Linked DNA regions of Homo sapiens: region 1 is linked to region 2. The links are chromatin loops, found by intact Hi-C in ENCODE. Cell type or tissue: MCF 10A. All regions are shown on one strand. Links, peaks and the distances in the headings refer to the core of each region. The heading gives the core; the rest is flanking DNA.

Region 1 (7,912 bases), core at 1,232-6,231, 58 kb after region 2:
TTTTTAAAAGGGTTTTCAAGTGGGTGCTCTTGAGACAGTGTTGGCTCAGCGGCAGAGAGGTGCCAAGTGGCTGGACATCCTCTGAAAGCTGCCCAAGAGTTTAAACAAGCTCTTACAGCAAAGCTATTCTTCCCTCTCCTCCCAGCCTCTCTGGAGACAAGGCGTGAATGCCAGGAAGCTGGGTTTCCCAATGGGCTGAGTCTCGCTGGGCTTCCAAATTAGAAAAATAAACACCGCAGGGAGAGTGAGTACAGCCTGCTGAGGGCCACAAGTGTTGGTCTAAAATGCTGGTCCCCGAGTTTCCTGTTTTCAAAGATATGAAATGCCAAACCCACACTACCCTTCTCCTTGGGCCAGGTGGTATGCAGAGTGGGTGGGGTGAGGCCCATCCCACGTGGCTGGAGGCACTGCTCAGAGGCTGAGCTGCTCACAGAGGCCAGAAGGGTGCTGGGGCTGGAGCCTGGAGCAACCAAGGACAGGGACCAGAGGCAGATGTTGAAGGGCAGTGAAGGACATACCACACCCTGCCCTGCTGTTTCACCTCTGGCACCATCTGCCATGAGGAAGAAAAAATGTGGACCTCCCCCCACAACTCCTGACTCCCAAAGGGAATCAATCACCTCAGAGCCAGCCCTTTTCCCAGCCCCCACTGCATGCACATGGGCAGGGGGCTCAGCAGTGTTCCCTCCCTAGGCATAGCAGGGCAGCCCAAACACAAGGCCAAGGAAGGCTCACAGATCACAGACTAAGAGCCTCTTCCACACACTTGCTCAGCCATCTTCCCCGTTTTGGCTGTGGATGGCCTCAACACCTGAGGCCCTTTCTTCATTCTTTCCACTTGGCAAAATCCACCCTATCCTCTAAGGGTCCTTCTTGTCCACAGTCCTCTCCTGGCATTCCTTTCTGGCACTAATTCCAGAGTCTCGTGGATGAGACGCTGTAAGCTGGTGAGCTCCATGGCACAGGGACCAAGTGTGCAAAAACAATCACAGAAAAGACCAAATGCCCTAAATGGAGGTATCTGCATCCTGGCCTTCCAGGTTTCCCAGGCCCCTTCTATGTTTCTTTGTCGTCACTGTAGAAGAAGGCAGATGCTTCCCTTCTCCCCTTCCTCCAGATTTCCTACCATTTTTTCAGGCCTCAAACCTTGGTAGAATCCACCAAGCTCACTGGCTCATATGTATTCAGTTTCTCTGGGGCTTATGTGTTTCCTCTCCAAGGAGGTATGAGGGCCCTTACTTGGTACTCATCCCCAAAGGAGCTGGCCGAGGCTCTCTTGCTCACCCTGGGTGATGGCTCAACATGGAAACATAGCCACATTCCATGGGGTTCTGTCTCTCCCTATACCAGCACTTACCAAACTATATCATGGTGGAGAAGTGTGCCTGCCCTGCTTGGGTGGCAGGCTCCTAGAGCCAGGGCCAGGTCTAATCCACCTCTATAAGCTCAGAGTCGAGCTCAGAGCCAAGCCCAGGGCCCCCTTTAGCAAGGGTCAGCTGAATGAAGTCTCTGACACCACAGACAGGAAAGAGCAGGCCTGGAAAATGAGTTCAACTACATCAGACTGGGATGCTCATGTAGGAAAATAGTAAGAAAACAGCAAGAAGGTACTAAGTGAGCCATGGCGTCACACACAGGTTTTCATTTTACCCCTCACTGGCTATGACTAAAATTATAAGCAAAAAAGACATCTATACCACATCCTGGCTCCAGCTCAGAAACGATTTTGGGAAGGACAGTGCAGTGGAGTGGAAAGAACAGGGGATCTGAGAGCAGGTCCTCATTTTGGGCTCTGGTCAGAGAAACTTAGGTTCTCCAATCAGCCTCAGCAGAACTACTCTGATCTCTTAGGGTCATTGTGAGCACCAAAAATGTATGCAAAATGCTTTAAAAACAATACTAGTGCTACATAGATTTTCTCAGTAATCATAACCATGAGAAAGACAAAACAAGAATCTCTCAGGGGCTCTAAGCAGCCCAGGACTGTCTTAGCCTCAGTGTGGGTGTCTGGGGTGTGGAGGCGGGGGGCTGCCAAAGTCAGAGGTCTCTCCCTCCTCATGCAGAAGAACCTAGCAGGAGTGTCTAATCTTTTGTCTTCTCTGGGCCACACTGGTAGAAGAAGAACTGTCTTGGGCCACACAAAATACACTAACACTAACAACAGCTGATGAGCTAAAAAAAAAAAAAAAAAGTCTATGCATACATGTCCTAATGTTTAAGAAAGTTTACAAATTTGTGTTGGGCCACATTCAAAGCCATCTTGGGCTGCAAGTGGCACACAGGCCATGGGTTGGACAAGCTTGAAAGCATAAGCCAAATGCCATGGCCATCCACATTAGCATAAATGGCTCCTCCCACAGAGTTTCCACATGCTTCCATGGTTCCTATGAACAGGAGATTTGACACCAGGATGAAAGAGCGTGGGGTTTCAGAGTGCTTCTCCCAGGAAGGAAAGACCCAACCACACACCATAGGGCTGGAAGGAACACCTACAGGCCCAAGGTCTAGGTGTATCTGTGGTATCCACCAGAGACAAGGGAATGGAGACAGTCTCAAATTCTAAAATGCTGGGCGCAAACGTATGTGCACACATGCACCTTTGCCTGAGCGGGCAAGGTCGACATCAACTTTAACCAGGCAGGCAGCCTCTGGGCTCAACGACTATAAACAAACCCAGTCTGTCTGGTATGCTGGAGATTCTGCTTATCCAAAATTGTGGGTCCCCAGATGGCCTGGGCCACCACGCACCATCACAAAGGAGCAGTTGTCAGCATGCATTTCTGAGGCAGGAACAGGCAACTCTACAGGCATCCTCACTTTAGTTCATCTGAATCAGCAGCTCTTGCTTTGCCCAAGCTGATCTGTTTACTAGCACACAAGAATACCTCCCTTGGATCATCCTGGGGAGAGAGGCAAGGAGGAGGCAGTGAGGAAAATGCCAGGCGGTGGAGGCAGCTGAGGGCTCAGGGAGAGAAGAGAAAAGAATCACCAAAAGTTCTTTTCTATAATACAAAGTTAACACCTCCCTGTTCTGGTCCAGCCTTTATAAACCCAGCATATCCCTAACTCCATACACATTCTTCTATTAGCAATAGCTTACGCTTGTTGAGCTAGGTGACTCACAGTTACTCATACTTAATCCTCACAACAAACTACAAAGAAACAACCCTTTTTACAGAGGAGAAAGCTGAGGCTCAGAAAGATGCAGCACCTGGCCGAAGGTCCACCGTGTAGCAAGCGACACAGCTGAACTTCCAACACCAACCACTCCAACTTCAAGGCCAGAGTCTGCTCCACCATACCGGGCTATCCTGAGAAACCACATAAGCAAGCTGAGCTTTTTAAAAAAAATCTGAGTGATGGTTAGAAAACAGCTGGCTCCTAAGCCCGAGAGTGGCAAGAAAAGACCAGACTGAAGCCTCCATCTCAGGCACAGGAGGCAAGCCTTGAATTAGATCTCAGAAGCAAGCTCACCCACAGACAGAAACCCCGGAGGAGCTAGCAATCACCATTGGCCCCTACCCAGGCTCCTCAGCCCTCACCCTCAAGCTTTGAGGAGGTCTGCAGATCTCTCTCTTTCAGACAGAAAAACATACATACAACTACATAAAGTTACATGTGTCATCCCCAAACTGGAGTTCCTGTGGAAAGAGCCCTGTCTGGACCTGGAGCCAGAACTGCCGGGACCCAAACCTGTCTCTAGTACTCACTGCTGTGTGACCGTGGAGCACTCAACCCCTTTGAACCTTAATTTCTTTATCTAGGGAGGCCATCCCTGCAGCAATCCCGATTTCCAGGGGTGAGTAGGAAGATGAAAATAGATGACTGACGCTGAGGCAGGGCAGGCTGAGGTGCCGTGGGCACAGCACACAGGTACTGGGGAGCTGACTCCGGAATCTGAGTGCTGGAGACTGGCCACTCTCCTCTGAAAGACAGGCAGCAAGGCCAGGCAGAAATCGCCGTTCAGATCTCTCACACACCCAAATGTCTCCGCAGGCTAAGCCTGACAAGGAAGATGTCCAACACCTGGAGCAGATTCAGTCCTCTATAACCCCTCCCCACCCAAACACATACCCTCTGAAAAGGGGACCAAGTGATATTTTTGTATTTCTGTAATTCAGCATGTAAAGTTTCCTTGTATGTCAGTCGAGGTGGCTCACACCTGTAATCCCAACACTTTGGGAGGCTGAGGTGGGAGGATCACTTGAGCCCAGGAGTTCGAGACCAGCCTGGGCAACAAAGTGAGACTGTGTCTCCCTTTGTGTGTGGTGGTGCATGCCTGTAGTCCCAGCTGCTCTGGAGGCTGAGGCAGGAGGATTGCTTGAGCCTGGGAGTCTGAAGCCGCAGTGAGCTATGAGCTTGCATGACAGAGTGAGACCCAGTCTCAAAATAAATAAATAAAATTTTTTTAGAGACAGGGTCTCACTTTGTTGCACAGGCTGGAGTGCAGTGGTGCAACCTTGGCTCACTGCAGCCTCGGACTCCTGGGATCAAGCGATGCTCTGCCCTCAGCCTCCTGAGCAGCTGGGGCTGCAGATGTGTGCCACCACACCCAGCTAATTAAAAAAAAATTTTTTTTTTTTGAGATGGAGTTTCACTCTTGTTGCCCAGGCTGGACTGCAATGGCACAATCTCGGCTCACCGCAACCTCTGCCTCCCGGGTTCAAGCGATTCTGCTTCGGCCTCCCGAATAGCTGGGATTACAGGCATGTGCCACCACGCCCGGCTAATTTTGTATCTTTAGTAAAGACAGAGTTTCTCCATGTTGGTCAGGCTGGTCTCGAACTCCTGACCTCAGGTGATCCGCCCGCCTCAGCCTCCTAAAGTGCTGGGATTACAGGCGTGAGCCACTGCGCCCGGCCTAATTTTTAAATTTTTTTGTAGAGATAGAGTCTCGCTTTGTTGCCCAGGCTGGTCTTGAACTCCTAGGCTCCAGTGATCCTCCTGCCTTGGCTTCCCAAAGTGCTGGGATTACAGGTGTAAGTCACTGTGCCCAGCCAATAAAGTACAACTTTTAGCTAGATGTCTTCTCATCAGAAAAACTTAATAAAGAAACCTGAAAACAAAACAGAAAACTGACCACAGATAAGATGGGGAAATGGCTTTCTTTTTTGGTTTAATTCTGCAACTATCATAACCTTTAGAAGTTTTAAAAGAAAGTCTTCATTCAAGGACAACCGCTTCATTTCAAGTCCCAGACATTCACAGAATGATTTTCTAAAGCTTTTTCTCATGGTACCCTTGTAATAAAGCTGTGAGGTAGGAAAAGCAGGAATCCCCTCCATTTTACATATATAAAAACAAAGGCCCTGCCCAGGTCCTATGTCAGGTGTGGCAGAGCCAAGTCCCGGGACAGGTGTCCTGAGGCCAAACCAAATGCTCTTTGCAATCTAGAGGGCTCACAGGGACCAGGAAGGAGACTCACAGTGATCACTCTCTGCCCAGAGCAGGGGACATTTGGAATCCCGATGCTGACTTGGCCCCTGTTGGGGAAGTGTGTGCTACTCCAGGAGGCAGGTGTTGGCGGGGATGGAGGGAGGCAGGACAGTGGGAGAAGAGAGGAGGCGAGCCCCAGTGAGTGTACCTGCAGTGGTGGGCTCGGTCGGGCTTGATGCTGCAGCATTTGGGGCACTTGTACACCACCTGCCCAGGCTTCAACTGTAAACTCTCGATGAATTCTTTAGTGGCATTTCCTTTGGGCACTGCCCCCTGTAGGAAAGATGAAAGGTATCAGGGTTGGGCTGGGGGTTCTATCAGCTCTAACATTCTACAGTGGGGATAGTTATTTGAAAGCAGCAACCACACACACACATGGACAGGACACTTTGATACCAACAACATGTGGACTCTGTGTTCAGAATTATGCCAACATTAAGGAATATTTATTGACCAAAAATTTTTCTGAGGAGATGCCATTAGGCCACATTAATTCTTTGATTTCTTTTCTTTTCTTTGTTTTTTTGTTTTGTTTTGTTTTTTGTTTTTTTTAGACAGAGTCTTGCTCTGTCGCCCAGGCTGGAGTGCAGTGGTGTGGTGTAATCTCGGCTTGCTGCAACCTCTGCCTCCTGGGTTCAAGCGATTTTCCTGCTTCAGCCTCCCGAGTAGCTTGGATTATAGGTGCTCGCCACCACGCCCAGCTAATTTTTTGTATTTTTAGTAGAGATGGGGTTTCACCATGTTGGCCAGGATGGTCTCAATCTCCTGACCTTGTGATCCGCCCGCCTCAGCCTCCCAAGGTGCTGGGATTACAGGTGCAAGCCACCACACCCGGCCAATTCTTTGATTAATTTTCTACACTAAACAGTGACATTGTTCCTGATTACTTTGTATTTTCATTTTACTGGAATTATTTTAATTGAATCCATTCTCTCCTATATAACAGCAAGGATTTGGCTCACTGACTATTTTTTGGTCTATATTAAATTTCCTGATAACAGCTTCTCCCTTTCTAAGTTTCACTGGTGAGCAACATGTCTAACAGTTTCCCCAGATCAAAATTTGCAGCTCCACATTTTAATGGGTTGTTTGCTGGGATTAAGTTTTACTTTTACCAGTGGTATTGTTATGAATAATTGTAATCTATATTTGGTTCTTAGTGAATCCATAAGCAACTGGGAGCTGCTGCCCTCAGGTATTTGACTTGCTGTCTGGCCAGAGCTGCCCTCTGATTTGCTCTTCCACCTGTGGAGTATGCTTGTGAATACTTAGCGTTCTTTAGAGCCAATGGCAGAGCCAAAATGCCATAAGATTCTGCTCTGGCTGTGCACCCATCCAAACAGAAGGAAAACAGGCAGTGCACAGGCCTAAGTAGGGTCTTAATAACCAACCTTCACCAAGAGCCTGCTTGGTGCTGAGCCCTGTGCTCTCATGCTCACTGCTATGGACTCAGGAATCACAGGAGGTCCCTGCTTCCAAGACTTATAGTGTTTTGGAGGCTGACAAACGATTCTAGTAAAAGAGGTTACATGCTGTGGAAGGTATTTGTGTTGAGGGAGCACAGAGGAGCCAGCAGCCAATTAATCAGGGGAATCAGAGGAGTTTTAAGTAGTGATGTTCAAGGGTTGTCTCGAGGAATGTATAGAGGCTGGCTAGGTAGACCTGTGGGAGAAAAGGGATTCCAGCAGAGGAGGGCATGAGTAATGACAAAGAGGTGAGGGTGAGCATGGCATATCTGGGAGACAGGGAGAATATCAGTGTGCTGAACTGTGCGTATGCAGTGTCAGCGGGGAGGCCGGACCGATGGGCCGGGGCCAGCCCATGTGGTGCGCTGAATACCAGGTTGGGATGGGATTTTTCTTTATAGGTAGCCTAGAGCCATTAGGTAACACTGGTGCTTCAGGAAGAGAGCTCAGTTGCCTGTGTTATGTGGATCATATAAGAAGAGGGAGAGATGAAAATTCCAGACACCACGTAGGAGGTTATTGTTGATGGTCCAGTAAGGAAAAACTGAATTACGAGGATGGAGCGGGAGAAGTGGAGAGGAAATTCTGAGATCTGAATCTACAAATGATGGTAGGGAACCAACTTGTTATTGGGTGGTGGAGAGGGTAACAAAAAGGGAGGAGATGAGCCCCAGTAGGGTTTCCATTTTTAGCAGCTGGTAAGTGGTGGCACGTCAAAACCATTAAGAGAGCAGAAGGAAGTTCTGAGAAGAGCTGATCAGTTCAGTTAGGGTATGCTGAGTCTGAAGTGCCTGAGGGACACCCAGGAAGGTAGCTGGGAATATAGGTCCAAGAAGTAAGAGAGAAGATCAGTCAGTGGCATAGCACAAAGGGTTAGAGCTGGCTTGGAAGTCCCCTGGCCTTGCTTTAAATCTGAGCTCTACATTTGCGAGTGGTGTGCCCACTGACAGGTGGGCCTATCTATGCCTTAGTTTCCTAATCAGTGAGGCAGGACTCATCTTATCTAATTC
Region 2 (5,000 bases), core at 1-5,000:
GCTCTGGGTCCCACAGCAGGAGCTCTGCTGTCCAGGGAAATGAAGAAGCCTTTCAGGATTGCAGCTCCTGACAGCATGCTATGGTTTGAATATGTCTCCCCCTAAAATTCAGGGGTTGCCAATGTGGTGATACTAAGAGGTGGGGCCTTTAAGAGTTGATTAGGTGATAAGGGCTTCTTCCCTGTGAATGAGATGAGGTGCCCCTCTAAAGGGACCTGAAGGAGGGAGTTGGTCCTCTCTCGCCCTCTGCCTTCTGCTATGTTACAATGCAGCAAGAGGCCCTCACCAGATGCTAGTGCCTTGATCTTGGACTTCCCAGCCTCCAGAACTGTGAGAAATAAATTTCTATTCTTTCTAAATGACCCAGTCTCAGGTATTCCATAACAGTGGCACAAATGGGCTAAGATGCTCCAGCTAGCCATCGGCCCACCCCAAGGTTTCAGCCCAAGAAGGGGAAGCACCTGGGAAGGTAGGTCTGTCTGCCAGGTGGGCCTCCCTGCTGGAGGCAGCAGGTTCCCAGGCCCTGTGCGCAGTGTGAAGGGAAGGCCACTTGCTGGGACTTGCCTTCCTGGAGAACACTTGTCCAGACCCCAATCCCAAAGCCACTCCAGCAAGAATGAGCTGTGCTGTCTCCAAACACATCACTGGCCGCATCCCCAAGGTAGGCATCTGATGTGGGCGTGACCACTCCACCTATTTTGTAGTCATGAAAGCCCAGTTTCCATGGCTGGCCTCCTTGATCTCTGCAGAGGATGGGTTTCCTCTGTGGGTGAGCCCTCAGGAGCAGAGGAAGGTCCCTGCATCTCACCTCACTTTACCTCACAGGCCACAGCGGGGCTTCCTAATCTAGGGGTTCTCCATATGTGCCTCCCTGGGCCAGCAGCACAGCGTCATCAAGGAAGCTGCTGGAGAGGCAAATTCTCAGCCACACCCCAGATGTGCTGAATCAGAAACTCAGGGTGGGTCTGGCAGTCTGTGTTTTACCATGCCCTCTGCACACTCGAATTGCCTGGAAAGCTTTGAAAACATAGAGGCTCAGCCCCACTCAGAACAATTGTATCAGAATCGCTGGGGGAGAACATAAGTAGTTTTACAACCCCCAGGTGGTTTCAGCATGCAGCCAAAACACATTTCCCTTCATGACTCATGAGCCTGGGAATGGTTTGAATTTTAGATAAAGGGGAGGGGTTTGGGTCTCAAGCTGAGGTAATACGAAATGTCATTATAACAGACACATGGTGAGAAATACATGTGCTACAGAAAAGGGTGTATTATGCATGTGGAGATTATTTCTTTTACTGAATGTACTTTTCACTTTAGCATTGAAGAAAAAAATCCCCTGTTTTTTTTGGGGGGGATGGAGTCTCACTCTGTCACCCATTCTGGAGTGCAGTGGCTTGATCTCGGCTCCTGATCTCAGGTGATGCGCCGCCCCCACAGCCTCCCAAAGTGCTGGGATTAGAGGCGTGAACCACTGCACCTGGCCTTAAAAATCCCATTTATAATGCAAGTAGTCTTGGCCTCAGATCATGGGAGCTCCTTGGTGCTTCCTCCTCAATTTGGATAAAAAGGCTTCACCCCAGCCACTTTGCACCCCACCCTTCTCTTCAGGATGTGAACTCTCACCTCAGGATGGTGTCTGACTTGAAGCTGATGGGAGTCTGGGCTGAACAGGAAGGGGAGCAATCCCAGGGCTCATCTGTTCCCTCCTCAGTTTGCCCGCTCCCCTCTTTCCCTTCAGCTTTTGTGTTGATTGACGGAGAACACCCTGGCACCAGGTTTGTTCCTGAGGCCATGTCTGCAGAGAGGGGGAGTTGGGGTGGGAAACTTGCCTAACAGCCACTCACAGACTCACCCTGTTTGAAACTCAGTTTCCTCACCTGTAAGATGGGCGTGCACTTACCTATTTTGCGGGGTTACATGACTAAGCACTTGAGTCCACTGCTCTCAGCTCATCCCCATGTAATCCCACAAGGTAGGTATGTGCACACCAGTCTTACAGGTGAAGAAACTGAGTCTCAGACAGATTCATAACCAGCTGGAGGTGGAGCAGGGATGCCCGACTCTAAAGCCCAGCTCCACCTCAATGCACTCTCAGATTTTGAACCCAGAAAGAGGTGATCAGGGAATAAACATTCTCTGTGCTCTCTTTCCACATGTGCTGCGTTGCTGACAGAGCTGCAAGTTCTCCACATTGACTTCTTGAATCAGGACAACGCCGTTTCTCACCACACATGGGAGTTCCAAACGAGCAGTCCTGTGTTCCGGCGAGGACAGGTGTTTCACCTGCGGCTGGTGCTGAACCAGCCCCTACAATCCTACCACCAACTGAAACTGGAATTCAGCACAGGTGAAGCCTCGGGGCCCTACTCATGGGGCTTTGGGGAGGGATCACAAGTGTCTGTGGATGCTGGAGTGGCCCTTTCTGGTCAGTCTGAGCCAGGAGTGCCTTACCCTCCCTGATCCCCAGTTTCTCCATCTGTAATGTGGGAATAATAGCGGGTGTGAAGAGAATAGAATGGGAAGCTCAGTCAGGACCTGGCACATAGTGAGGCTCTGATTCCTTGGCTAAGCAGGGGAGGGGCCAGAGCAGAGAGAGGAGGTGACTCAGCGGGCATCTGCCGTGGTGGGGTCTGGAACATTTTGTAGAGATGAATCATAGGACTGAGGTATGCTGATGCCATAGCGGGGTGGGCTGGAGGCAAGCCAATAATAATGATTAAAATATCATATTTTGGTTGCAAAGATAATAGGAAATGGCTCATGCATTTGTTATAGCTAGGTAAATATATGTGCATAAGTACAACTAGGGGAAGAGAGAAAATGTATTAGATTTTGTGACAGGTGGTGGGATAATGGAGGAGGGTCTTACTTCTTTAATGTTGTTTTTAAGTTTTAAAAATAGATCAAGTAAGCTGGGCATGGCAGCTCATGCCTGTAATCCCAGCATTTTGGGAGGCCGAGGCAGGCAGATCACCTGAGGTCAGGAGTTCGAGATCAACCTGGCCAACATGGTGAAACCCTGTCTCTACTAAAAATACAAAAATTAGCTGGGCATAGTGGCAGGTGCCTGTAATCCCAGCTATTCGGGAGGCTGAGGTAGAATTGCTTGAACCTGGGAGGTGGAGGTTGCAGGGAGGCAAGATAGTGTCATTGCACTTCATCCTGGCGACAAGAGTGAAACTCCGTCTCAAAAAAAAATTAGATCAGGTAGATCTACTTTACAAGATGGCATACAATAGCACTTCCTGGGAGAGCGCTCCTTTTGCTCCTTCTCTGAGTGAACAACAGGCTTAGGGTCTCCTCCAACGTGCTGGTGGAGATCAGTCAGAACAGCCTCCATTCCCTTCATCCAAGATGAAATAAGCACCTACTGTGTGCCATGCCATGAGCTACCTGCTCAACGCATGGACTGGGACCGTGCTGTTGCTGACTTCAGTGACTTTATAGTACCCCTGGGTCCATGTGCATTCCCTCACCCAAAATTTCCTGAGTACTTGCCACATGCCAGGTGTTGCACTGAGCACTCTCCATGTATGACATAGTGTGAATCACTCACTCAACAAATATTTGTTGAGTACCTACTCTGTGCCAGGGAACCCAGAGGTAAAGCAGTTCCTGCCTCCTAGACTTGACTGTACTAGCAGAGAGAGCAGTAAACAAACAAAAGTGCAAGATAATTTCAGACAGGGCCAGATATGATGAAGAAACCAAAAACAAGAGGCTCCTCCAGCAAGACAGAAAGCAGCAGGTCAGGGCGGGGCTGACTCTGTCGGTGCTGACTCTGTCAGGGTTGGAAGGGCTTCCCTGGGAAGTGACCCTGCTGAGACCCACGTCCCACCATGTGAAGAGCTGAGAGCAGGGTGTTCCCAGCCATGAGCACGGCAAGTGCCAGGGCCCTGAGGAGACAACACTTGTGTCACATGCTCTTTGTCATGAGCTAACTCTCTGGGGACCAGAAACCCAGTCATGACAGGGAGGAAAGTGGGGAGCTGGGGAGAAGCCTCACTGAGGGCCACCTGTGGGCTATGGAAAGAGGTTGGATTTGATTCTAGTAGTCCCTGGAGCTCATGACATAAACTGACCGACCTTTCAAACAAGATCCTGCAACAGCTTGCAGGGTAGGCGGTGGCATCTGCCTCCTCCAGACGAGGAGTGAAGGTTAAGCAGTTCCCCTGCATTGCGTGGAGTGAACAAGCATGTTGGTCTGTGGCACGAGCCAGCAGGGTTAAACAAATGGTAACTCGAATGAGCATGTGACAGAGGCAGGAGCTCTAGGGAGACCTGGATCTGATGGGTAAAAAGGGAGGACGTGGAGAGGAGGCAGGAAGCTCATCTAAATTGAACAGAAAACTAAAACTGGACATGTGGGGCAGAAGGAGGCCCCTGCAGAATTAGAGGGGCTGGAGCCAGGGGACAAATGAGCCTGGAAAGGAGGGGTGGGGGCTCCATGAGTGGGCAGTAGGTGGGCCCGAACCAGAGGAGATTGTCTTGGGGGTGGCCCATGGCTGGGCCAATGTTTTCCTTTGGGTGTCTCCAGGGCCGAATCCTAGCATCGCCAAACACACCCTGGTGGTGCTCGACCCGAGGACGCCCTCAGACCACTACAACTGGCAGGCAACCCTTCAAAATGAGTCTGGCAAAGAGGTGAGCACCCACTGGGCTGGCGGGTGGGCTGGCTGGCTTCTGGCGGAATGCTCCTAATGTGAGCAGCCCCTATCCCCTTCCTCACCTGTCAGCTGGTAACATGGTTTAAAGCCATCCACAGCACAGCATGATAGAGGGGCCATGGCTCCAAATGTCTGTTTCCCCACTCAGCCTCCTCCAAGCACACAGTATCGCTGTGGCCAAACCTCCTACATGTCACCCTTCCCCTTTCCATTTCAAAGGGAACAATGTTCACTGGAGGACATGAGCGGAGAGAAGTACATAAAAATAACCCATGGTTCCACCAACTAAGTTACCCATCCTTCCTTCCAGGCTTTTTCTGTGTCATGGTC

What was found. Peaks named below come from ENCODE experiments on the same cell type or tissue, not always from the same donor. Only the 100,000 strongest peaks of a DNase experiment are listed, where the experiment ranks them.
Region 1: a loop joins it to region 2, with 9 times the contacts of the local background. A loop is called at or near these places in 1 of 110 quality-filtered maps.

What each region holds. Positions count from the first base shown.
Region 1 is chr3:44,939,584-44,947,495 of GRCh38, forward strand. It overlaps ZDHHC3 (zDHHC palmitoyltransferase 3), which reads right to left. Exons shown (of 7, transcript NM_001135179.2): 3 at 5,585-5,709. Among named protein-coding and RNA genes, the nearest start is that of ZDHHC3, 33 kb to the right of the region's middle. RefSeq lists enhancers at 1-451, 452-951. In MCF 10A, for the core only: no CTCF peak of the experiment used is centred there; no DNase peak of the experiment used is centred there.
Region 2 is chr3:44,883,149-44,888,148 of GRCh38, forward strand. It overlaps TGM4 (transglutaminase 4), which reads left to right. Exons shown (of 14, transcript NM_003241.4): 2 at 2,177-2,350; 3 at 4,541-4,647. Among named protein-coding and RNA genes, the nearest start is that of TGM4, 11 kb to the left of the region's middle. RefSeq lists enhancers at 746-1,423, 2,449-2,743. In MCF 10A, for the core only: no CTCF peak of the experiment used is centred there; DNase peaks (open chromatin) are centred at 1,073, 2,613 and 3,603.